3 separate regions of the Mus musculus genome follow, and regions 1 and 2 are each linked to region 3. A link is a loop called in an ENCODE intact Hi-C map of the cell type or tissue named here. Cell type or tissue: left cerebral cortex. All regions are shown on one strand.

Region 1 (8,000 bases), 51 kb before region 3:
TGACACATGTCTGTAGCCTCAACACTTGGAGATGAAAGTAGGAGGTTCAGAGTTTGAGGTCATCCTCGGCTGCATAGGGAATTGGGGGCCAGCCTGGGCACCTGTGGTTGCATGTGAACTGGTTAAAGCCACGCGTGCTGAGTGTTCATGACAAGAGACAGGTTTGGGGGTGACTTATACCACATGGGAATGTTCCCTAAGGGTTTGCTGCCATAGACATGTTCTGTTTGGGTTTTTGTTGTTGGCAGGTAGCCCAGGCTAGCCTCAACTCAGTTGTCCTCTTGCCTTCCCTCTTGATGCTGGGATTACACGCATGTGCTCCTCCTACTTCTGGTACTTTATTTTTAAGTAACGGGCCTTTGTGTTACTGTGCTGTCACAGAGGCACCCCCCCCCCCACTCCCCACCCCTGAGGCTGTACAGTCTGCTGAGGTGGGCAAGGAACTATCCTGACCTCCATTTACCTGAAGTCTCCAGAGATCCTCAGAAATCCTCAGTCTGCCTGTGGGAGACTGGCAGCGGATCTCCAGGGCTGGGGTTGCATGTTTCCTTTCTGTGCTGATTCACCAGCAGAGAAATCCTGGGTTGTTTTTCCAAGAAGGCTTCCCACTGTTCCCAGCTCCCTTACCCTCTGATGGTCCGCTGGCCCCACTGGAAAGCACCTCATTCTTGGCTTCTTGCTCATGCCCTTCCCCCGTGGGTAGTGGGGCTGGAGAAGCCCAGCAGACACTGCAAGTCTTTGGCCTTCCTAGGCCAAGTGAGTATGCACACCAGCAGCCTACCCTTTCCAGTGAAGTCAAACAGATTGGGCCATCCTGGACCATTTGGTGTTTGGGGAGTAGCTGTAGTTCTTTGCTTGTATTGGGAGTGGGTGCATCCGGCTGCTCTAGGAGGCCTGGGGAGTGAGGAGCCTTCCAACCTGGGCTTTGAGGTCTCAGGGCAGTCTCCAGGCCTGGATCCAAATGCTGAGGGTCCTCCTGTCTGTCTCTCCACAGAGAACACCTTCTGTAGCGGGGACCATGTGTCTTGGCACAGCCCTTTGGATAACAGTGAGTCAAGAATTCAGCACATGCTGCTGACGGAGGACCCACAGATGCAGCCTGTGCGGACACCCTTTGGGGTAGTGACTTTCCTCCAGGTGAGGTGCCATCAGAGGTCTCAGACAGTTTATCCTTGTGGGAAAAGTCCAGAACAGAGGGGAACGTGGAGGGGGAGAATAAAGGGCAGGAGACTCCCCTTGGTCTTCTTTTCCCTGTGGTGGGCTATCTGATTTCACACTGCAGGGCCAGAGGCAGGACAGACTTCCCAGCTGAAAGCCAGCTCCAGGCTTAAGTCCTATTTCCCCAGTGGGCGACTCTCCCCAGCTGCAGCTCATGCTTGCAGTTCTAACGAGGTCAAGGTGAAGAAGGTTAAGCTGGTGTCCTCAAGATTTACACAAAAGTGTCGCTATTGTGGGAACAGCTACCTGACCACCCCTGGCCTTAGGGACGACTTCCCCTGACTTAAGGCATAATCTGCCTGTTGTTTCTTCTGTAGCCAAGAGCTAGGTAGGCTCTGTGCCTGTCTGTGCACTCAGGAACCCCTTAGCTAGGCAAGCACCTCCTAAGGGAGCCATTACATTTTGGGGACACCAGCCTTGAAACAGACCCTACCTATGTGTCCCCTACTTAAGACACCCCTGAAAAAGCACAGATAGTTGGAGGGATGGACATTAAACCACAGTGGCTTCTTATCCTGGGCCACAGATTGTTGGTGTCTGCACTGAGGAGTTACATTCAGCCCAACAGTGGAACGGGCAGGGCATCCTGGAACTACTACGGACAGTGCCCATGTGAGTACATGTCCCCATAAGGTGGAGGCCTGGACCCTGGGTCTTCAGGGTGGCTGTCCTCCCTCCATCCCACCTGTAGAGTTCTTGCTTTGCTGTTTGGGGCACTCAGTTCTCTGTGGTCCCCGACCACTAACATTTCCCTTTATGATCTGGGCCTGGGACAGCAAAGGCTATGTCTGCCGATCAATGCAGGCCCCCAGTTACCACCGTCTCTCCTTGTCCACAGTGCTGGCGGTCCCTGGCTGATAACTGACATGCGGCGGGGAGAAACCATATTTGAGATCGATCCGCACCTGCAAGTATGTCTTGAGTGAGGAAAACCTTGCTAGCACACTCTTCCAAATACCACTGGCTTTCATCCTGACAGAGCGGAGGAGCTCTGTGTGTGAGCCAGTAGGATAAGGCATGGTCTGTCGCCTGAATTCTACAGCTCACATAGGAAAACAGAGATTTCAGCCCAGAAAAGCAAGCCTGACACATATATGTGTGCATTTAAAAAGAATGGACTTTATTATATGTAAGTTACATATCAACTTAAAGTTAGATCACCACCAACAAAGAAAGGTAATCATAAGGAATATTGCTTCTTTCCCTACTCCTCCATTTTACCACATTTTCAGGGAGCTGCCCTCCCCTGTATCAGACAGCAGCACAGGCTATGCTGACCCCACAGCCCATTGCAGGATGCTGATTGGTCTAATGATCCTGTCATTCTTCCTAACTCACTCCCCAGCCCTGCCCAGGTAGGTTGGCACTCTCTGATGTGTGGAAGAGTCGTTAGACCCTGCCAGTCTGCAGCTGACACTACTGTGACTGCTTGGGACAGTGTCAGTGTCACTTTGTGGTTTAGAATAGATGGTTGCTTGGCACACAGCTGCATTCTGGAAGCCCCGGAGCATTGCTGCATTTCTTGCACACCATGCAGGGGTAGAAGCACCAGAGCCCAGCTCCTTCTGCTCACCTCGCAGCAGAGGCAGGCCATGGACATCTCTGAACTTGACATGTTTCTGTAAGGCTCCCATGGGCCTGTAAGGCAGGCCATGGCAGCGACTAGGCACTTCAAATTGTACAGTGGCGTGTAGTTTGCAGACCTATGGGGTCTTTGCTACCAACCTGTGAGTTCTGGGGCACACAGCCTCTTCCTTTACACATGAGGCTCCTCCACTTTCTGGGTACCTTTAACCCTGAAATGGTCTCGATGATGCCAGGGGTATCTCTGCTTCGAACCTGCTTTCTGTGTGGCTTCTGCTTATGTAAGAACCATGGAGGCTTCATCCCCTAAGCCTTGTTCTGCAGCCATGCTGGGACACAGCATGGGGCTCTGTAGGCTCTTGTTTATCTCCTATACTCAGAAAAAAACTTGGTCCCCTGAATTAGTAGAGCAAGCAGACCCTTCCCCTGAGGGTCTCAGGGCAGCTGCTGGCAAGAAAACTCAGGTTCTCCCCAAGCAGCTCCAGCCCCTCTCCTCTGCTCTGCCGGAAACAGCTAGAGCTGTGTCCTGCCTGCTGCCTGCCTGCCTCATCCAGGCAGCAAAAGCAGCAGAAGAGAGAAGAACGGGTGGCTTATGGATAGGAGACCATCTGTGACCAAGGCATAGAACAATGCCCTTGTCTAGGAGCCCTGGAGAGGGACAGACTGGCACAGGGACATGGGGGCTCTGAGGAGTTTTTCACAGGAGGCTTATTTGGCCTGTATGGCTGTTTATGGACAAGGTTGCTAGCGTCTTCCAGATGACCTTTGAGCCAAAGCCCAGCACCACAGAATTAAGTTTTACCAGAAAATCCAGCGATGTTTTGAGTACAACTCTTCCTTGAGGCCATTTGGAGAAAGTTTAGACTGAAGCGTGCCAATGTCTACACAAAGGCAAGGCCTCTGGGGAAGTGTGCACCCGTCACTGCCCTTCAGACCCCGATTGCAGCCTAGGAAATGGAAACGAACCCCATCCAGAGCCCTCTGCCAAAGTTAGCTGGCATAGAGGCACAGGGAGCACTTCTGCTCTGGGGCGATGGCCCCCTCTAGCTGTTATAATGAAGAACTGCAGGTATGGGTTCCCAAGTCAGGGCGGGCTTCTACCCTAACTCCTGTAGGGGGTGAGGTGGGGTATGTATGATCATTGTTGGAGGATCAGGAAGAGGGGAAGCCTTCCACCTTTCCTTAGAGAAATAGGTCTTGTCTCCTCCATCAGCTCTGAGGGCCACAGCTGTCGGGGCTGAAAGATGCACAAAGGCCTTTGTGCTGGATGTTGGTGGGAAGGAAGTGTCCAAGGCTCATTCCTGCTGCCTCCCCTAACCCTGTTCCCAGAGGAGTCCAGGGGCTGGCAGGGGCCGTTATGCTTGTAACAGAACAAGGTCAATGAGACCCTGATCTCATAGCAGCTGTCCATGCTCAGCACCTACAAGGGCTAATACTGGAAGTGGAGTGGCTGGGCCAGGGTCAGTAACCTTGGGGCACATGAGTTCACTGAAGGCACTCTGACTCTTTGGTTCTTTTCAAGCAGGAGAGAGTTGACAAAGGCATTGAGACAGACGGTTCTAACCTGAGCGGCGTCAGTGCCAAGTGTGCCTGGGATGACCTCAGCCGGCCTCCGGAGGATGAAGAGGATAGCCGGAGCATCTGCCTCGGCACACAGCCTCGGAGGCTGTCTGGCAAAGGTTGAGACCTTCCCTTGCCTTGCTCCCTTCCTTCCAGGTTCCCCAGGACAAGTCTCTAACTAAATAGCAGCCCACTCTGATTATTTTCTGACAAATGAATTTTTCCAATGTGGGTGAACTATATATGAGCATTATTGGCCTGTTTGTAGCTATTTCCTGTGTGCATTTCAAACACACTAGTATACTCTGTGTGTACACTCTGCCCCTTGGAATCTGACCTCATGTATGTGAGTATGAACCATGGAATAGTTAACAGAAAATGTACACAGTCCACCCAAAGACACTACAGCGTATGTTCACCACCACAGAACTGACACAGACCCCAGCTCTGGCCTGAAGGCCATGCCAAGCCTGAGAACCTCTCTCCTTGAACCTTCCTGGGCTTTTAATGAGAGGGAGCGAGTGTGAAGCCCGACACTGGCCTCCTCTGCAGTCCCAGAGTCTGTGGCAAGTTAGCTCCCTCTGCCTCTGCCTTCTGGGTAAGCTCTCGGAGGAGGAGGAGGATGTGGCGTCCTGTTGGATGCTCCCATGCTGCTCTTGGCTCCAGAAGGACTTGTGGGGTTTTTTTTGTTTTGTTTAGTTTTGTTTTGCTAAGGCTGTCCCTGGCTAATGCCAAAGGAAAAGTGGCCATTTATATACATGTATGTTTAAGGCTTTCTGTCTCCTTCCTTTCTCAGTTCTTCTTTTTCATTTATCAAAGAATAAAATGCCTTTGGCCTTGAATAAAATACCTGACTTGGTTTACTTTGGAGACAGGGTCTCATGTAGCCTAGGCTGACCTCTAACTTTCTGTGAAGCTAAGGATGACCTTGAATTCCTGAGCTGCCTCCTCCTCCTCCTCCGCAACTTCAACTTCTAGTGCAAACATCTGAGCCCTTTTCTTTTCCTGTGTCAGGGGCTCACGTCCAGTTGCTTCTGACAGAGGAATGCCGTAGAGAGGCTGGCAGTCATGTCTATAGCTGCAGTCATCGCTGCTCTTTTACTTCTTGTTTACCTCGCAGACAGGCTCTCTTGCTCTCTGCAGCGTAAGCTGGCTTCTCATTTCCTGCCTCACACGCTCATGTGCTGGGATTACACACATGTACCACCATGCCCAGCATTGTTTGTTTTTTAATTATTGTAAAATGATTCACTGTACAGTACCAAGTCACACCGCAAAGTTGCTGGTCGTGCCTTCTCCACTAGTACTGCCGGCCCATCCATCTCTCCTTTTCTCCTTTCTTCCTTTATTGTGTGTAGCCCACCCAAGCTGATCTCAAGCTTGTTGAACTCGTATTTCAGCCGCCACTGCTGAGTGAGTGCTGGGCCTGCTGACGTGTGACCATGCCCTGCCTCTCACCAGTGCTGCCACCACTGTTCTAGGCTCTCTCAGGCTGGGAGCCCAGAGGGCCTTCCGGCAACTTTGTGATTTCATTGCAGACACAGAGCAGATCCGGGAGACCCTGAGGCGGGGACTGGAGATTAACAGCAAACCTGTCCTTCCACCAATCAATTCTCAGCGACAGAACGGCCTCACCCACGACAGGGCTCCGTAAGTGTCTGTGTTCTGGGGCTAGGACAAAAGGACGGTGTTTTTCTCGAGGGGCCATCCCTGAGGATTGCATGAGGGGAAGAGTGTACATGGTTCTTGTTGAATGGACCCCGAGTCTGTAGGTTTAAAGGCAGCCCTGATCCAGGCAGGGCACACGGATCTGTGGACTGTAGCAAAGGACCTCAAAGGGGACTCTGCAGACCATGAGTACAAACAGCAGTAAATATTTACATGGGCTGTGTGAACAGAAGAGAGTCCAGGTTGGGACAGAAATCTGACTGAGGGCCTGTGAGCCTTGTGGGAGCCCATTGTGCTAAGCCAGTCCCCTCCTTATCTCACTCTGGGTCAGAGTTGCCCTTCCTTCCTTCCTGGAGCCTGGGCTCTGGCTGATAGCTACAACCCCAGGGACCTCCTTGTCTGGCTAGCCCTGAGTTGCATGCCTGCTGCTGAGGCCCTTCTTCCTGCCTGCCTTTCCTGGGGCCCAGAGAGGGGAAGGCAAGTCCTTTGCAGGCCTCTGCTGCCTGTCTAAGGGTCCTGTAGTCCTTAGGAGAAACCAGCCAACCCCGGAGGTCAGACCTGTCCTCCTCCCACCTCCTCCTTTGTTAGAAGGGAAGTGGTGGGCTGGGAACTCCCTTCTTGCACAGTATAATGGCCTAGGGTGCTGGCCACTCAGAGCTGGGACCTCGCCTGCCTGGGTGGAAATTGCTCGGGCTAGGGTGGAAAAGGAGTTGGACTAATCCTACAAGACTAGGGTGATCCACCTACCCTCTACGAAGTCTGTGTGGCAACCTCAAGCCCTGGGGCCATTTGGGATGCACAGGGCCTTCCTTTGGGGGAAACAATAAACCAGTCATGGTATGTGCAATCTGACTGCATATACAGTTTGTTGAAAAATGACCATGGGTTTGGAATCAGGCTGCGGTTGCTGATTCATGATCCTGGAAAGATCAGTGATGCAGCGCACGATGGCAAACACAGTATGTGGAATAGGCAGCATGTGTGGAGAGAGAGGACCCGGACTGTGTGGCGAGGCCTGCAGCTAGCGTGGGAAGCTGCTACAGGGACTTGGGAGCAGAGGCCTGGCTGGTCAGCATTGAGGATGCGCCCTGGGAGCTGCTTAGGGTACCCACAGGGTTACTCTGGGCTTGCTTCCGGCCACTGTTGTTTGCCTGGTGTACCTGCCATCCAGAGGCAGGAAAACCTGAGCTCTCTAACAGCGTGGGGAGGCCTCCAGTGCTACCCAGCGCCTTTAGCTGCAGCCAATGACTTTCTTAAGTTGCTTGGATTTTGCTCTGGCAGTAGCAGATAGCCAAGCTGTGTCATGGGGCATCTGGAAGCTTTCCACCTGCAGCCTGGACCCTGACCCAGAGCTGTGCTCCTCCCTAGGCCCCAAGTATGAATTCTTATACCGACTTCCTTGGCACTGGTGGTAGGCCAGTAATGGGCTTGTAGCCTCCAGTAGTTCTCATGGAATGTGGAGCCAGTCACCTTCCAAATGGCCCTCCCACCTCTCAAAGAAGGCCAGGGCTTCTGACAGAGAGCTTTCGGGGAGCCCCTTGTTGGCCTTCTTTGACCTGAGACATGCCTGATATCTCATTCTCTGTCTTGTTTATGTGTCTGACTATTGTGTCCCTAGACACTGCATGGGGCACAGGCTGGACTCTCAGTTCCTGTAGACACCACAACTGGGCAGTAAGGAAGTGGTGGGCTGGGCACTTGGCAGAAGACTGTCCCCTTTGTCCCCACTCTTTGCTCTGCATTGGCTGGTATAAAGACATGAGTGAGAATAGGTCTGGAGTCATCTGCTCTCCCTGCAGCTCAAGGTCCCCAAGGAGCTGAAATCTGACATCCGGAGGGGTGACAATGTCTCCCTCTGAGGTTCTTGGTCCTGTTTGCCAACTTAACAAGCAGCTGAGCAGTGGTTTCTCCTCCTCACTCCCCGGCTAGGACCACCCCAGCGTGCTCTCAGAGCTCCCAGAGTCTCGCTC
Region 2 (8,000 bases), 70 kb after region 3:
AACAAATATCACCTGGGTGACTCTTACACATTACCAAATCCAGCTGCAGCATGAGGTACAACCTTGGCTATCTCTGGAACATAGCTTCTTTGTGCTCCCAGAAAACAATTCCCAGAAGATTTCACCTTAGTGATGCTGGTCTCTTCTTAATCACTGCTAATTTCTTAGCTCCAGCTAACCAGCTTCAATTGTCCCAGTAGTTCCTTCCATTCTTAACTCTAGAGCCAGAGCCACATGGCTGAAGCTGCCGAGTTCTGCTGATTGCAGGAACTAGAACATGATCCCCTTGTACTATTATATTATCACTGGCTTTATGTTTTCCAAATCCTTCACTGCCTAAGCTTGGCTGTCCTGGATCTTGCTCTGCAGATTGACCTTGAATGCAGATATCAGCATGCCTGTCTCCTGGGATTAAAGATGAGTACCACCATGCCTGGATCTAAATTTAGCTGGGGAGGATCTTGCCCCAAGGTCCTACTCCCTTAATCTGTCATCTCCTAGAACACAAGATTTTGCTCCATTTCACTTCCTGGTACCTCTTTAATACTCGAACCATATAATTTATATTTTTCCTTTCTAAGCTTGCTATGCTTGTTCAAACTTCTCTTCATGAGACTTAACCAGAGAACAAAGTCTCTGCTGGGCTTTTTTGAACCTTCCTTTGACAATGAAAATAATCTGAGTCTCTTCACCTTAGTCTCAGACAGACTTTTCAGACAAGGGCAAAAAGTAGCCACATTCTTCACCAAAATACCACAAAAACAATCTTTATGCCACATACTGAAATTCTTTTCCTTTGAAATCTCTTGGGCCAGGTCAACACAGTTCAAATTACTTCCAGCAACAAAGTCTTCCATATTCCAACTAGGATGACCCATTAATCCCCATTTAAATCATTCCACTATTTTCCAAATCCAAAGTCCCAAAATCCACATTCTTTCAAATAAAAGCATGGTCAGGCCTATCACAGCCAATACCCCAGTCCCTGGTACCAACTTGTCTTAGTCAGGGTTTCTATTCCTGCACAAATATCATGACCAAGAAGCAAGTTGGGGAGGAAAGGGTTTATTCGGCTTACACTTCCATACTGCTGTACATCACCAAGGACTGGAACTCAAGCAGGTCAGGAAGCAGGAGCTGATGCAGAGGCCATGGAGGGATGTTCCTTACTGGCTTGCTTCCCCTGGCTTGCTCAGCCTGCTCTCTTATAGAACCAAGACTACCAGCCCAAAGATGGTCCCACCCACAAGGGGCCTTTCCCCCTTGATCACTAATTGAGAAAATGCCTTACAGCTGGATCTCGTGGAGGCATTTCCTCAACTGAAGCTCCTTTCTCTGTGATAACTCCAGCCTGTGTCAAGTTGACACAGAACTAGCCAGTACAGTGAATATACATACATACATATATATATATATATACATATATATACACATATATACATATATATTTATGTATATTAAACTCTGTTTTGAGCATCAAATACCGTGACTACTGTAGTGGTATCCAACTCTCTTGTATAAATATGGTCAATTTGTTATCTACTTAAATACAGTGCCAATTTGCACCTAGAAACATGAGCAGTGGTTCATTTACTGTGACTTAGTTATAAATTAAGCAATAATAAAATTATGTACTGTACTCAATTGATAAACTGAAGAAAGTTAGTTAACTCTCACATTTCTCATTTATAACTAGTTATTTCCTCTTGGTTTGGCATGTGGTTCTTTCTTTTAAGGGGGTGGCTGTTGGGGCAGGATCTCCCTCCCTCTGGCTGAGGCTGACCTGGAACTAACTGTAGCCCAGGTTGGCTCTTAACTCTTAGTGATCCTCTTAATTTCGCATTGAGAAGACTGGGATTGCAGGCATGAGCCACCACACACAGCCTGGCAAGGCTTTTAAATTGCGGTTCTAATTATTTTCATTAATTTAAAAACTACCCACTTATTATGAGACAGAGTCTTATGTAGCCCAGGCTGGTCTTGAATTCCTGCTCCTCCTCCTTCTACTTCCCAAGTGCTGAGGTTACAGGGTTACAGGGCTCCTTTCTCAAATCCACTTATTTTCTGTGTAAATATTTATATCTGTACTCATTTGTTAAGATAAACTTAGCCTTTAAATGGGCAGCTCATGTATAAATAATAAAAAGAAAACACTAGTTAAAATCTGTTTAGCCCGAGGTTAGGCAGAGCTGTAAATGTAACAAGTGTGAAGTGTGATTGACAACCTCAGATTAAATAATTCTACTTAACAATTTGACACTGTGAATTTTTGTTTTTTTGTCAAAATTCACTTGCTCAATAGTATGACCAAAGAAGATGTGTAGTTTCCCCCCTGCCTGTCTGTCTATTTTCTTCTTTAGTTGAGAACATGTCTCATTTATCCCAGACTGGCCTGGAAATCAATACGTAGCCCTTGCACTTCTTCTGATCCCCCTGCCTCCATCTTGAGCTGGGATTGTAGGCAAGTACTAGTACATTCAGTTCTATGCAGGATTTAGTGCTTGCTAAGCAAACCTCTACTCACTGAGCTATACCCCTAGCCCTAGGCTTTGCTTCTTTTTTTTTTTTTTTTTTTTTTAAAGATTTATTTATTTATTATATGTAAGTACACTGTAGTTGTCTTCAGATACACCAGAAGAGGGCATCAGATCTCATTATGGGTGGTTGTGAGCCACCATGTGGTTGCTGGGATTTGAACTTCAGACCTTCAGAAGAGCAGTCGGGTGCTCTTACCCACTGAGCCATCTCACCAGCCCTAGGCTTTGCTTCTTAAGTCAACAGAAATGCCTCAATATTTTCACAAAAATATTGTGTGTGTGTGTGTGGGGGGGGCAACAGGAACCTGTTCGGAGCAGTTAGTAAGCCAACCAACCTGTTCTAAATGCCTTAATATCAAGTTTTCTTTGACTAGCTCTAAAAATATTCATTTCCCCATAACTTCATTTTTACTCTCCATCTACCGCGTACAGAATCAACAAGGGCAGAGAGATGTTCAGCAACGCTCAGTGTTCATTTGCCAGCATCCACGCGATGGTTCCCAGACATCCGTAACTCCAGTTCCAGGCAACCAAAGCTCTCTTCTGGCCTCTGCAGGCACCAGGCACACACGTGGAGCACAAACATACATTCAGGCTAAACACCCATACATATACATTAAATAAAATAACGATTTTAAAAAATCAACAAGGAACCGAGTGTTTCTGGTCAAAAATCTGTCACACATCATACACTTTGGAAAAGCCTTAATTAAGGTTAACGGAGACAAGGCTTGCTTCAAATTGATGCTCACTTTCTATTGTTCATTCTTTTTAGTTTGAGGTGAAGACCTTTGGTCCTCCTGTGGCCTCAGGCAAAAGGACACTGCAAATTTGAAGGAAAAGCTAGGACACGGGAGGTTAATTTGCTTCTATCTACATGGAATAAATACGGAGCAAAAAATCGCTCATCAACAACCATTATTTCTTCGCAGAACTTTCAGCGATTAAGTTGGGACTGCAGGAGCGCACCCACCACAGAGACATCCATTCCCAGCGGTACCTCTTATTGTCCTGGGACTTACTCCCTACACACCTCTCACTCAGAGACGCGAGCATCTAGGAAAGCCAGGTTACAGCTCCCTGGTGCTGCCAGGGTGATCTCAAAGACAGTAGAGCCGCGCCTCTCCCACTTTTGGCTGGTTCTCAGATGAACCCCACAGTCCCGAGGCGCCGAGAGGTCGACTCTGCAGTAAGATCTGAGAGCTTGGTCTGATCTCCGCAGCTCTAGAGTCGCCTTCATCCCAGTCCCTAGAAAGATGATGGTGCCCAGGCTTCCCCGCTAGCCAAGCACTCCATGCCTCGAATCTATCGCAAACCCCTCTTTTCTCTCCAGGCCTAGGCCTCCCTCCAGGCCCACTTTAGGGGCTCCTCCTTCGCCCCTGAAACCGATCTAGAACCCCAAAGATCAAGGCGAGCCCCATCCCACGTCCTCCTCGGCTTTACGCGCAGCGCCCCGCCCTGGGACTGGTGAAAGGAGGGGGGGTGACTGGTCAGCTCTGGAGGGGCCAGGGCCCCCACACTCACCATCCTCAAGCCGAGTCCCTCCTCCTCCTCCTCCGCCTCCTCCTCCTGCCTCCCCCGTTACCAGGGGTAACTGCTGCGGCGCCGCCCCTGACGTCCCTCGCACGCACAGCGGAGGAACGGAGCAGCGGGATGGGGCGGGGTTCTGCTCCTCTCTACCCAAAGTGCGCAAGCGCGCCAAAGCGCCCGCCCATTGCGCAGGCGGTCTCGGGAGGGGCGGGAGGGCGGGGCGGGCTGGTGAGCGACCCAGCGGGAGGTGCAAAGCCGCCCACGTGGCTGGCCGGAGCCTGTGGCCTCTGATTGGTCGGAAGTGGGGGCGTAGGGCGAGGGGGTGGTTCCCGGGCCTAGCCGCGACACTTCAGTTCTGCTTTCCTGGTCAGCTTCGCCTGGTGGCAGTCGCGGGGTGCATCCCTCTGGGACCAGGTAAGAGTTCGCAAGTGCAGCCAAATGCACAGCTACTCCTAATCCCCGCGCCTCCGAAGGGAGCGTGGTTCTGCTCTGTTGCGGCTGCCAGGCGCTGCGTGCTGGACTTGCATCTGCAGAAGCCGCGTGGCCGGAGGGACCCACCAGGGCTCCAATGGATTCTTCCCTTCTGACCCCGGTTGTCTTCGGGTGCCAGGCTTTAGGGCTCAGGAGTTGCGGCTACGTCTCTATCTCCACATTCTTGTTAGAATCCAGGATAGGTGATTTGTACTGTGTTGGGGGAGGTCGCCTGAGAGAGGGCGAGAGATAGGGAGGTTGGGGACCGGTCCCTAGCATTGAGGTTAGCTGGCAGCGGGAGTGTTAGATTGTTTGGGATCTGCTGGATTTTGCTAAACCGGGTTAGACTGCAAGCGCTACCTCCCGCTCCTCTCACGCCCAGGGCCGACCACAGGACCTTTGTGGCATGTTGGTTCCCGACAACCTGCCTTCGTGGAAATTGCATTCTTCCTAGTGGAATGTTTTTTTTTATATGAGGTTTAATTTCCTTACAACCCTAGAAATCGGTTATTGTAGATGATAAGAGTCCGGACTTGAACTAACTTGTAAACTATTTTTTTTTTTTACTTGTAAACTATTTTATAGTGTTGCTTGTAAACACTGTGGCCCAGGTAGGAGTGCTGTTTGCCCCCGGGGACTGAACTCAGAATGCAGGGGTTTGTACAGGGTAGGCAAGCACTCTGCCACCGACCTACATACACTACACCCCACACCTCAGAGCTGTTTATACCTGTTAATAAGCAGAGAACTCTTCCAACAGCTCATAGTTTAGGTAGAAGTGGTATCTCTGGAAGTCTGTTGATGTGTGTTTACCTGTTATCTATCTTACAGGTCCATGTATGTCACGTACATAGAGAGCAATTCCTGTCGCAAAGAAAGGGTGACATATTATTATTATTATCAATAGTTTAATCTGGGGTTCAGGCGTTACCTCTTTCACCAACCTAGTTGCCATTACTTAAACAAAGGCAGATTTTTCCAGTATGGGTTTTCAGGTTTGTTGTCGTTGTTGTTTTGAGAGTCTTACTATGGAACTCTGGCTGGCCTGGAACAAAACTATGTAGACCATACTGGCCCTAAATTTGCACAGGACTGCCTCCTTCCTGGGTACTTCTGGGCACTGGGTACATAGTGCGAAGCTTTCAGGTCTTTTTTACAACCAAGTAAAGAACTTTCTATAAAACCTTTAAAACTATTTGCTTTACGTATATGAATGTTTTGTCTGCATGTATGTAAGTGCATCATCACATGTGTCTTTGGTACCCGGGAGCTGGAGTTATGGGTGGCTGTCAGTCACCAGGTGGGTGCTGAAAACTGAACCCAGGGATTCTTGCAGAGCAGCGATTGCTCTTTAAAGTGCTGAGCCATGGCTCCAGCCCCACAGTCAGAAACATCTGCTACCTGCCTACTTGTATCGGATCCTTGGAGGGAAAAGTCAATTCTGAATCTTGACTAAAGAAGTTCAAGGTGATCAGACAGAAGGTGGTGGCGCACGCCTTTGATCCCAGCCCTTGGGAGGCAGAGGCAGCTGGATCTCTGAGTTCGAGGCCAGCCTGGTCTACTAGGACAGCCAGGGCTACATGGAGAAACCCTGTCTCAAAAAAAGGAAAAGGAAGAATAAAAGAGGCACTAGGTGAGTTGTTAGATTAGAGACCCCTCCCCTTCCGTTTATCTACTAATCTACTGCTCTTCACACTGGGGCCCTTTTGTGGGAAAAGGCACATTCAGGGTTCCCTCAGGTAGCACGGTATCTGTTTTCACTGTTACCTTGGAGTCCCGATGAGTGTGTCTGTAAGCAGGAGCCTGGGCCTGCTGGTTTAATTATTACCGTCATTCTCCTGCTTGTTCTAGGCAACCTGACGGTAGTCTGCTATTTCAGTGGTCTTTGGTCTGCTCTTGCAGAGTTTTGAGCTGCCTGGACCTCCCCTGGCCAAGTGCCCACAGGGCAAATATTCTATGGGGGCAAGTACTCTTACCTCAGAACTGTGACTATGGGTCTGTTCTGAGCTTTGGTCCCACTTGCTGGAGGAGATGAGCTTTCTCTAGGGAAGATCACTCTTAGTCTGCTTCATTTGTTCTCTTCTCTCTCTCTTGTGCTCTGTCTCTCATAATTGATCTCGAGTTAAAAAAAAAGTGTGTGTGTGTGGTGATCCAGTACCTTGTGTATAGAGTGAAGATACGACCACTCCAGGTTATGGTTGAGGAGAAGATTTTACTGTAGATATGACCGGAAGTACACTTAGAAGCATCTGGGGGAGTCCAGAGCAGGGAGAGAGAGTAACACATTGAACATGGCCAGCAGAATAAACCAGGCCCTGGGAGGAAGACCAAAGAGGGGTCAAGAGAGCCCATGGCTGAAATGGCGCATGCGGGGGGTGGGGGAGGGGTGGGGGAGGGGTAGGGGTGGTGTTCTATAGGATTGAGAAGCTGGAGGAAGGGAAGCTGGTTTTCCTGAGCTGAGGAAGTTTAGGGTAGGGGTGGGGTAAGAAAAGCTGGGAGGAGTCACAGGTGAGTGAGGCTGAGGCCAGCAGACACTTCTGTGTGCCCAAGCTCCTGAGTGTCTTTTGGACTGACACCCCACGAGTGAGCGGGGTCAGAGGACTACTTGCAGGAGTCCCTTTCCTCCTTCCACCATGAAGTTCTAGCCAGTGAACAAGTTAGGCTGGGTGACAATTGCCCTTGTCCATCTACTCACCTTTCAGGCTCCCCCCCTCCCCCCCCCCCAGATAGATAGTTTCAATGTATCGCCCAGGTTTGTCTGAGCTTGTTTTAAAACAAGAAACATTTTACTTTATTTATTTGGTGGGTTGGTTGGTTTTGGTTTGTTTGAGACAGAGTCTCAATATGTAGCTTTGGCTGTCTTTGAACTCCCAGAGATGCACATGGCTCTGTCTCCCAAGTGCTGGGATTAAAAAGAGTGTGTGGGGTTTGCTCAGCCTCCTTTGACTTTTATATAAATGTTTGCCTGCCTCTATGTGCACTCCACTAGTGTCTGGTGGTCACAGAGGTCAAAAGGTGTTAGATTCCCCTGGAATTGGAGTCATGGATGATTGTGGGAACCACCCCGTGGATGCTGGGAACTGAAGTCTTGGGGTGGTCTGCAAGAGCTGTACCCCTGAGTGGTGGTATGAATGAGAGTGACCCCCATATGGGCTGGAGAGATGGCTCAGTGGTTAAGAGCACCGACTGCTCTTCCCGAGGTCCTGCGTTCAATTCCCAGCAACCACATGGTGGCTCACAACCATCTGTAATGGGATCTAATGCCCTCTTCTGGTGTGTCTGAAGAAAGCAATGGTGTACTCATATACTTAAAATAAATAAATAAATAATAAATAAATAAATAAATAAATCTTGAGAGAGAGAGAGAGAGAGAGAATGGCTCCCATAGACTCATATATTTGAATGCTTAGTTCTCTACACTGGTAGACTGTTTAGGAAGGATTAGGAGGTGTGGCTTTGTTG
Region 3 (8,000 bases):
AAATTAAAAAAAAAAAAAAAAAAAAAAAACAACGTAGCTTTCCAGACAATTCCCCAGACCTAGAAAAATGCCTCTGATATAACAGGTCTTTGTTATACTGTATATTCATTGACTGACCAACAAACCCTAGATATTTCACAGTTCTTTAAGCGTCTTTTGAATAGGAAAAGGGATTGCTAGCAGGTAGTTTTAAGCTTCAGAGATGTAGGGGAAAGTATCTCAGAGATCCGGCTCCATGCTGAACCTTGGCAATTTCCTGCTCAATTTCTCTAGACATTTGAGCAGACTGATTGACAAACCCCTTCTTTCCTCTCAAGTAAAAAGAGCTATAGCTGAAGAGGCCCAGAAAAAAAAAATGGTCCCACAGCCTGGCAGCATTATTGCCGTTTTAAGGAGCTGGGCTAGAGCCCCTCCCTCATCACCCAATGTTTAATGTACCGAAGTTAGTGCAAGTCACGTGAGAGCACGAAGTTCGCCACGCCTCAAAGAGGAGGGGTCTCGCCTTAGGGACCAATAGCCTAAGCCGTTTCAGGAACAGCCCTAATTCCAGACAGGGGAAAGGGGCGGGGCCAAGAATCAAAGCATCTGTAACAGCACTTCCGGAAAGTACGCCCCTCCCCTCCCCCCTCCCCGTTTATTTCGCTCGTACCGGGTGGGCTGAGCCAGCGGGTGCTGATTAAAGGCGCCGCCTGCCGCTTTCTCCTCGCCTCCCCCCCCCAACGCCCGTCTCCCCGCCCCCTTTCCGAGTAGCGGGACCAGCCTTGATGTAGGGACACCCCTTCCCCCCTCCTCTTCTATCGCCCTTATCCGGGAGCCCCGAGCGCCGCAATCCTCCTGCCTTCTCCCGCCCCCATCTTGCCCTCTTCACTCTGCTTCGAACCCATTGTATGCGGGGCAGCTGCGAACCGGGGCCGGAGACAGTGTGCCCAGTGTGCCCCGTCAGTGGGTCCCGCGGGCCGAGGCTCTCCCCCACCCGTGCTGCTCCAGGCAGAGGCGAGAGAGGCCCTTCCTCGCTGCGCTGGTGGCGGGGACCGGCGGGCCGCACCCCCAACCCCAGCGTGAGCCCCTAGTGTCCCTTCTTAGAGGGAAGAAAGCGGAGAGACCTGAGACAGAAAAAAAGCAGCTTCTAACTGCCCGGCCCGCTGATCATTTTTATTATCGAGATTATTATTAAAAGGGGGCGGGACCCCAGGATGCGGAGAAGGGGGCCAGAGACGCAGCTATTTCTATTAAACAGATTATTCTTGAAATAATACACGCAAGATGGCTGAAGGTGGCTGTGATGAGTGTTCGGGCTGGGGGGTGGTTTCTTCCTCTCCCCCCTTTTTTTTTCTTTTTTCTTTCTTTTTTTTTTCTTTTTTTTTTTTTTTTTTTTTGATCTAAGGATAAAGCTCTGAAGCGACAGCCGCAGCGGAGACCCTGCCCGGAGTGCCCGCCCTCCCCTCACTTGAGAAGCTGCGGGAGGACAAACGGACCCACGGACAGAGCGACGGGCGCGGGCCCGCCCCGGACGCGTCTCCCGGGCAGCGCTGGGGGCAGCAGGCGCTCGTCGTTCTGCCGACTTCTTCCAATTTTAATCTTTTTAAAAGATTTTTTTTTTTTTTTTGGAAAGGATCGGGATGGGTGGAGCAGAGGTAGAGAGAAATCAAGACTTGGCATTTTTCTCCTTCTCTCTCTCCTAATTTGTTGGAGACCACCAGCCCTCCCCTTGGAGGAAAAAAAAAATCCCACCAAAGGGAGGGTGGAAAAGCGAGCTACAGGACCCTCAAGCGCGCGCCCGGACCCCCAGTCCCCACCGCGGCCGCTGGGAGCTCAAGATGGCTGGGCGCTGAGGACGCACCCGGCCCGGCTGGCTCGGCCTGGCCCCGCCGCCGCCGCCGCAGGCTGGCTCCGACCGCAGCCCGGAGCCTTCCAGGCCGGAGCAGAGGCCGAGAAGAAAAGAAAGTGGGGGGGAGGGGTGGGGTGGGGGGGCGAAGGGGGAGGGCCGGGCGGGGGGAGGGGAGGGCCGGGAGCCGAGCCTCCTGTTCATTAGCAGTTGAGAAAAATTCCTTTCTAGTTTGATCAATCCTTGTTTTCCTCAGCGCAGGCGAGGCGCCCGCCCAGTGCGGGGACAGGGAGTGGGGTCTCTCCGCGGCGGGGGCGCCCTGCGCGGGGCCTCCAGGGAGCGCAGAAGTAGCGACGAGGGGGTCAGGCCGGAGCACCTCCCGGGCTTCTCCCTCCCTCCCTCCCTCCCTCCCTCCCTCCCTCCCTCTCTGGTTGCCTTTTTTTTTTTTTTTTTTTTTCCACTTCTCTCCCTCCCCCTTCCGTTTCTATTTGTGAAGGGAGGAGGAAGGCAGAGGCGGGCTGGTGTCTCTGGCCGGGGACTGGAATTTCATCTGAATGACTGCCCCAGCGCGCACGCAGCGCCCCGGAGTCGGCCCGCCCGCGCCCTGCCACCCGCAGCCGGCCGGCCAGCTGGGGGACGCCTGCGCCACGGCCCGGGGACCGCTGGCGCGCCTTGCTCGCCGGCTCCGGCTCTAGCCAGCCTCGGCGCGGCCGAACTAGCTTCCCGTGCCCCCTCGGACCTCGGCCGGGATCCAGGCGAGGAAGGCGCGGCTCGCACCAGCCAGAAGGTAGCCACTGTCGCCGCCAAAGGAAGAGTGCGGCTCCCCCGCTCGGTGCGCCGCGGGGCGCGCCCCGATGTCAGCCGCGGGGCCGAGCGCAGGCCGTGGGCCGCCGCTGCCCTAGCCGCGCTGCCCCGGAGGCGGCCTGTTATATGGAATTTGGACCACAGCGCTCTCCTCCAGGGCTGGTGCCCGGGCCGCGGCCCTGGCGCAGCCCGCCGCCTCCCGCTAGCCACTCGCCAGGAGGAGGAGACGCAGCCGGCGGCGCGCGCGGCGCGAGGACCCAGGCTCCCTCCTCTGGGGGGCGGGCACGCGGAAGGCGCTGGTGACTGAGCGACTGGCGCGGCCGGCGGGGACCGGAGCTCCGGGCTCGGTGGGTCCCCAGCTGTACCAGACGGATCCCCAGGGTTGGGGACTTAGAGAGGTCTACCCGGGCCCCCTGCCCGCAGCCGCCATGGCGGAGAATTGGAAGAACTGCTTTGAGGAGGAGCTCATCTGCCCCATCTGCCTGCACGTTTTCGTGGAACCGGTGCAGCTGCCATGCAAACATAACTTCTGCCGGGGCTGCATCGGCGAGGCTTGGGCCAAGGACAGTGGCCTTGTGCGCTGCCCGGAGTGCAACCAGGCCTACAATCAGAAGCCGGGCCTGGAGAAGAACCTGAAGCTCACCAACATCGTGGAGAAGTTCAACGCCCTGCACGTGGAGAAGCCGCCGACGGCACTGCACTGCGTGTTCTGTCGCCGCGGCCCCCCGCTGCCGGCACAGAAGGTCTGCCTGCGCTGCGAGGCTCCCTGCTGCCAGTCTCACGTGCAGACGCACCTGCAGCAGCCCTCCACCGCCCGCGGGCACCTCCTGGTGGAGGCGGACGACGTGCGGGCCTGGAGCTGCCCGCAGCACAACGCCTACCGCCTGTACCACTGCGAGGCCGAGCAGGTGGCTGTGTGCCAGTACTGCTGCTACTACAGCGGCGCGCATCAGGGACACTCGGTGTGTGACGTGGAGATACGGAGGAATGAGATACGGGCAAGTACACTGAACGCGTGCGAACACACGCACACGCACACACACACACACACACGACTTGGGAGCCACCCATCCGCACAAGCTGACTCTCGTGACATTAGCCTAGAGGCCCTCTTCCAAACTCTTCCGTAAAAGTTTGGGGGGCAAGGTCCTGGGGGAAAGGCCCTGGCTGCTGGATGCATTCTCGCACCTGCGCCCTTAAGATCTCTCCTTCAGTCATTTATGGAATTGGGGGGAGGCTGTTAGAAGTAGTTTGGAGTGTTGCTTTTCTGTTTTGCGCAGTTTCCCCCCCCCGCCCCCCGCATTGTTTCTGTAAGCTCTACGGGAAGTCACCAAGGCAGTGACCCCGGTCCTGCTTCTCCAGCTGCTGTTTATGTAATGAGTGTCCTGGTGCCGCTGCTGTGGCTGACATGATCCATGATGCTGGCATACCAATGAGGAAGTAAACAAAGCAGCCATGTTAGTTTTCAGCTCTACTGGAAACACTCTGGGGGTTGGGGGGAGCTTCCGGAGATAGAGAAGAACTCTGGCATCTAGCTGGGCAAGGCCTGGGTGTCCAGAGGAGTCCCCGACTGTCGGCTCTTCTAATCCGTCCTAGTAGACGCTCCCCAGGCTAAAGCTGCTCTCTCTATACTTGAATGCTGCCTGCGCCTGGCATGAACAAACCTTAAAGTATGTGACTTCTTCACCCTGGGCTCTTTCCTCCCAGCCCTGCCCTCTTACACGGCCCTCCCACATTTAGGGAGGGGACGGGGAAGACGGAAAAAGAGTCCTGTGGGTTTAAGGTTGAGCCGCGTTGAAATCTGGTTTCAGGCAGCTGGCTCCCCTGGGCTGCCGGCTGGGTGATTACGAACCGCACCCCCTCCCATTGTATACACCCTACTGCAGCAGCCAATGTCAAAACCGCCTTCCCCCTCTTAGGCCTCTGGGCCTGGCTAGGGAACTGGAGTGGGGCATACTTCCGTCCCTTTCACTGGAAGGGGGCTCCTCCCAGGTTCCTCTCGGGTCCCTTGCCACTCTGGGTTGAGTCACACCGGGAAGAAGGAGTCGAGCTAAGACTGAGCCATCTTGAAAGCTCTTGCTAGGGGTCTTAAGATAAGGGAGCTGGGCTGGGTTTGGTAGGAACTGGGAGTGTGTGTTTAGGGTGGGGGCCCCTGGAGGCCAACAAGGCTGCTGCAGTAGGAGGAAGCTGGGCCTGTCCAGAATGTAGATGCGGGCTGTTTCCTTGGTGGTTGTGGGGGCTGGACGGAGACAAGGAGGGGACCAATCTAAATGAGTCACTGTTTAGCAATTAAAAACCACACATATACAACCAACAAAAGGCAGAAGGGCCACCGCAGGCTGAGGGCGGGGATAACAAAATTTGCTGTATAATTAGTTTGCAATTGCATGGGCCAGCTCTGGGGTTTTGTGCCAGGAGAGGCCTCTGGTTTCTTAAAGGAAGTGTGGGGGTTGGAGAAGTGGAGTCACTCCTCCCAGCATCTGGGAAAGGCCAAGTCCTGGGGAAGTGGAGGAGCCCTGTGGTCCTCCTCTCCTGACTCCGGTTAGGCAGAGCCCACACTTTACCCAGGGTTGAGGCTGCTGCTATTAATAAAGACTGTAGGGGTGGAGGCTGGGAAAGTGCAGGGAAAGACTGGAGAAAAGACGGCTGTCCAAGTCTCTGTCCTGGGGTTGGCTGTAGAAAGTGGGTAGAAGGGAAGAGAAGAAGATAGGACTGAATGTAGAGGATGTGGTATACCCCATGTGTCTGCACCCCTTAAGTGCTAGGGATGCCTTGGGGTAGGGATGAAAACTTAACACCTGGCTTGGTATTAGGAGGACATCCTAATATGTGTGCCTACATTTACCCTCAAATGGGTATGTCTTACTTTAAGATCGGGAGGAAAGGGTGACATTTGCTTGTAGAGTGGACCTGGGGGTTCCTTTCATCAGACACTTTACTCTGTCAGCAGCTCCGTGGTGTGTGTCTGTTGTGTGTGCTTATGGAACACACGCACACTCACGCACGCGTGTGCATGTTTGCATGTGCTCTTATGCCTATGGGGCAAGCTCAGAAAGAGCGAGTTGCATTAGGGCCAGATGTGCAATTCTGTGAGCTCAGCATCTGTGCCCCAGGCTTATCTTCCTCCAGGTTCCTCACGTCCATTTTCTCTGGTGCCCCAGGCTTGAAAACCCTTCAGTAGCCCCTTATCACTCAAGTAGAAGTCTGACTTATTGAATGCAGAGGTAGAGCTCCCACCCTGGGGGAGGAGCTGAGCCGTGAGGAAAAGCTGACTAGAAAACCCTGCCTTCTCTTGAGGCTATCCAGGAGGACAGGGCTTTGCCTCAGCTGGTTTCCTCATGCTGGAGGGAGTCTCCCTGAAAGGGTCTTGTGCTAGTGCTGTGGAAAAGGGCACCAGAATTTTCCAAGGTATAAGAGCAAAAGCACAGAAATAACCTTATGTCCTGCCTCTTGTTTCTCACCTGCCCTCACAGTGGGTTAGGGTCTGGCTCAGTTGGCTGGAAACAGTTAACGCTGCTGCTGAGTGTTTTGAGTTGCTGGGTGTGGTGACCCACAATTTTAATCCCATCTCTGAGGAGGCAGATGCAGGCAGATCTCTGAGTTCAAGGCCAGTCAGGATTACATAGTGAGACCTTGTCTCTGAAAAACAAGAATAGCGACAACAAGAGACCCAATACCACCATCAACACCAACAACCCCTCTCCCCCACCCCACCCTGCTTAACCCTTCCAGTAGCTCTGTCTCCAAATACTCACAAGTACCCACTCTTGTGTACTTGAGCCCGTGGCTTGGGTGGGGCATCAGGAAGGGGTGGCACTCAAGAGTTAGGCCCGTGCAGGCCAGGACATTGCCCCATTCTGCCTTTGAGAGGACTGGGTGCCAAGCAGATGGGGCCTTGAGCTCACTCACTGGGACATACCTGTGCCCTTGGAGGGTTTTTCCTTTGGGTGGTGGGCCCAGGCATGAGACATCTGGTGGGCTCAGGCCTAGCAATCCTGACTGTCAGACAAGATCCCTTCAAGCCTCTAAGTTGAAGGGTTCATCTTAGTCATGGGGAGGCTGATGGGAGTTGGGAGCACTCTTATGAACTCTCCCAACATAGAAAGGACCCAGGAGAAGTCCCGGTCATGCAGCGAAGGGCTTTGCAGATGTGCACACTGGAACTTACATGGCTTTTGTGCTTCTGGGTCATGTCTAGGACCCCGGAAGCAGGCTGGAGATATTGGCCTGAACCACGTGCTTTACCCCCACCCTCTTGTGGAAAAGAGGTGTTTTCTGAGAACACAGTCCCACTGCTGAGAGTTGTAGTTGCTTAGAGTGAGAGTACCCGATACCTGTGTGGGATGGGGTGGGGTGGGGTGGGGATACACAAAAGCCCTGTAGAGAGTCCGTCCGGGTGTAAGAGGGGAGGCCTAGAGGTCTCTGCTGAGCTGGGGCTGGGGTTACAGGCTGATTCAGGAAGTTCAGACCCACACTCTTCCCTCTGCCAAAAGCAGAGTGGGGAAGCTCTGTGTGCGGGGAAGAGGGTAGTGTGAGCTCTGTCCTTTCCTTGATCATCTGAGTCCTTAGAGAAGGAAGCCTGCTTTGGCTTCCTCTCTGGGACCTAAGAGAAGCCTCAGGCAGAGATCCAGTCCCCCTGCCTCTACCCCAGGATCCTGCTGACAGCCAGGAGCCTGTCATCCACTCCCACTGTTCTACCTGCCAGCAGTTATGGACTCAGGGTGTCTGTCTGTCTGTCTGTCTGTCTGTCTGTCTGTCTATTGTAACTAATTTTATTTTTTTCTCACATGAGTATCTCCAAGAAAGGATGTGTGCACGACTGACTTAATTGGCACTACTTTCCTGTGTGGCTGTGGAGTGAAGGAGAGAGCATGCTCATGTGTTTATGTCTGTGAGAGAAGAGTGGGTGTCAGGTGAGATGGGAGTGGGGTACAGGGCAGGCTGTTTGGGCCTCGCTGGTTACCCCCGCAAACTGAATTTCCTGTCCTTGATTTTGTTCAGACTACCACTTGCTAAGTGCTTGAACAGGTAATAGGTGGGCTGTGAGCCTGCCAGGGGCCTTAGGACTTCCTCACCTGGGGCTCTTCGGGAAGGGAGAGAAGGTTGGGATTCATGTAAGGTAAGCTGTTGCCTGTGGTGGGTGTTGGAGTTAGGACAGAGCCCCAGTGGGTGCTGCAGAGCTGGGGCGTCAGGAGAGTCTGGGTGGGCAGCCCCACTTGGGCCTCTGCCCTGGGCTGAGCTAGCAGGCCTGGCCAGCTCATCCCTGGCTCTGGGAAAACCTTCCTCCCTGGCCGGCCTGGCATTCAAACCCAGACAAAGGGGGGCTTTCTCTCTCGCCTCTTTGTTCTGCTGCCCCAGAGGCTGCTCTGTG

What was found. A loop is a pair of places that touch in the nucleus more often than their neighbours do. Peaks named below come from ENCODE experiments on the same cell type or tissue, not always from the same donor. Only the 100,000 strongest peaks of a DNase experiment are listed, where the experiment ranks them.
Region 1: a loop joins it to region 3, with 2.1 times the contacts of the local background. A loop is called at or near these places in 12 of 42 quality-filtered maps.
Region 2: it touches region 3 in a loop (4-fold over the local background); 8 of 42 quality-filtered maps call a loop at or near these places.

Annotation. Positions count from the first base shown.
Region 1 is chr19:46,448,835-46,456,834 of GRCm38, forward strand. It overlaps Sufu (SUFU negative regulator of hedgehog signaling), which reads left to right. Exons shown (of 12, transcript NM_001025391.2): 4 at 995-1,137; 5 at 1,745-1,830; 6 at 2,057-2,129; 7 at 4,328-4,481; 8 at 5,901-6,012. Among named protein-coding and RNA genes, the nearest start is that of Trim8, 49 kb to the right of the region's middle. In left cerebral cortex, a CTCF peak has its summit at 3,849; DNase peaks (open chromatin) are centred at 3,464, 3,826, 6,446 and 7,735; H3K27ac peaks cover 2,166 bases.
Region 2 is chr19:46,568,979-46,576,978 of GRCm38, forward strand. It overlaps Arl3 (ADP-ribosylation factor-like 3), which reads right to left and starts at 4,204. Exons shown (of 6, transcript NM_019718.3): 1 at 4,062-4,204. The coding sequence starts at 4,064. Sfxn2 (sideroflexin 2) reads left to right here and starts at 4,387. Exons shown (of 12, transcript NM_053196.3): 1 at 4,387-4,481. In left cerebral cortex, a CTCF peak has its summit at 4,439; DNase peaks (open chromatin) are centred at 3,073 and 4,293; H3K4me3 peaks cover 2,324 bases; H3K27ac peaks cover 1,400 bases.
Region 3 is chr19:46,499,387-46,507,386 of GRCm38, forward strand. It overlaps Trim8 (tripartite motif-containing 8), which reads left to right and starts at 2,262. Exons shown (of 6, transcript NM_053100.2): 1 at 2,262-3,627. The coding sequence starts at 3,058. In left cerebral cortex, CTCF peaks have their summits at 1,779, 3,486, 4,789, 7,979 and 1 weaker place; DNase peaks (open chromatin) are centred at 530, 1,482, 2,120, 2,342 and 7 more places; H3K4me3 peaks cover 7,615 bases; H3K27ac peaks cover 6,377 bases.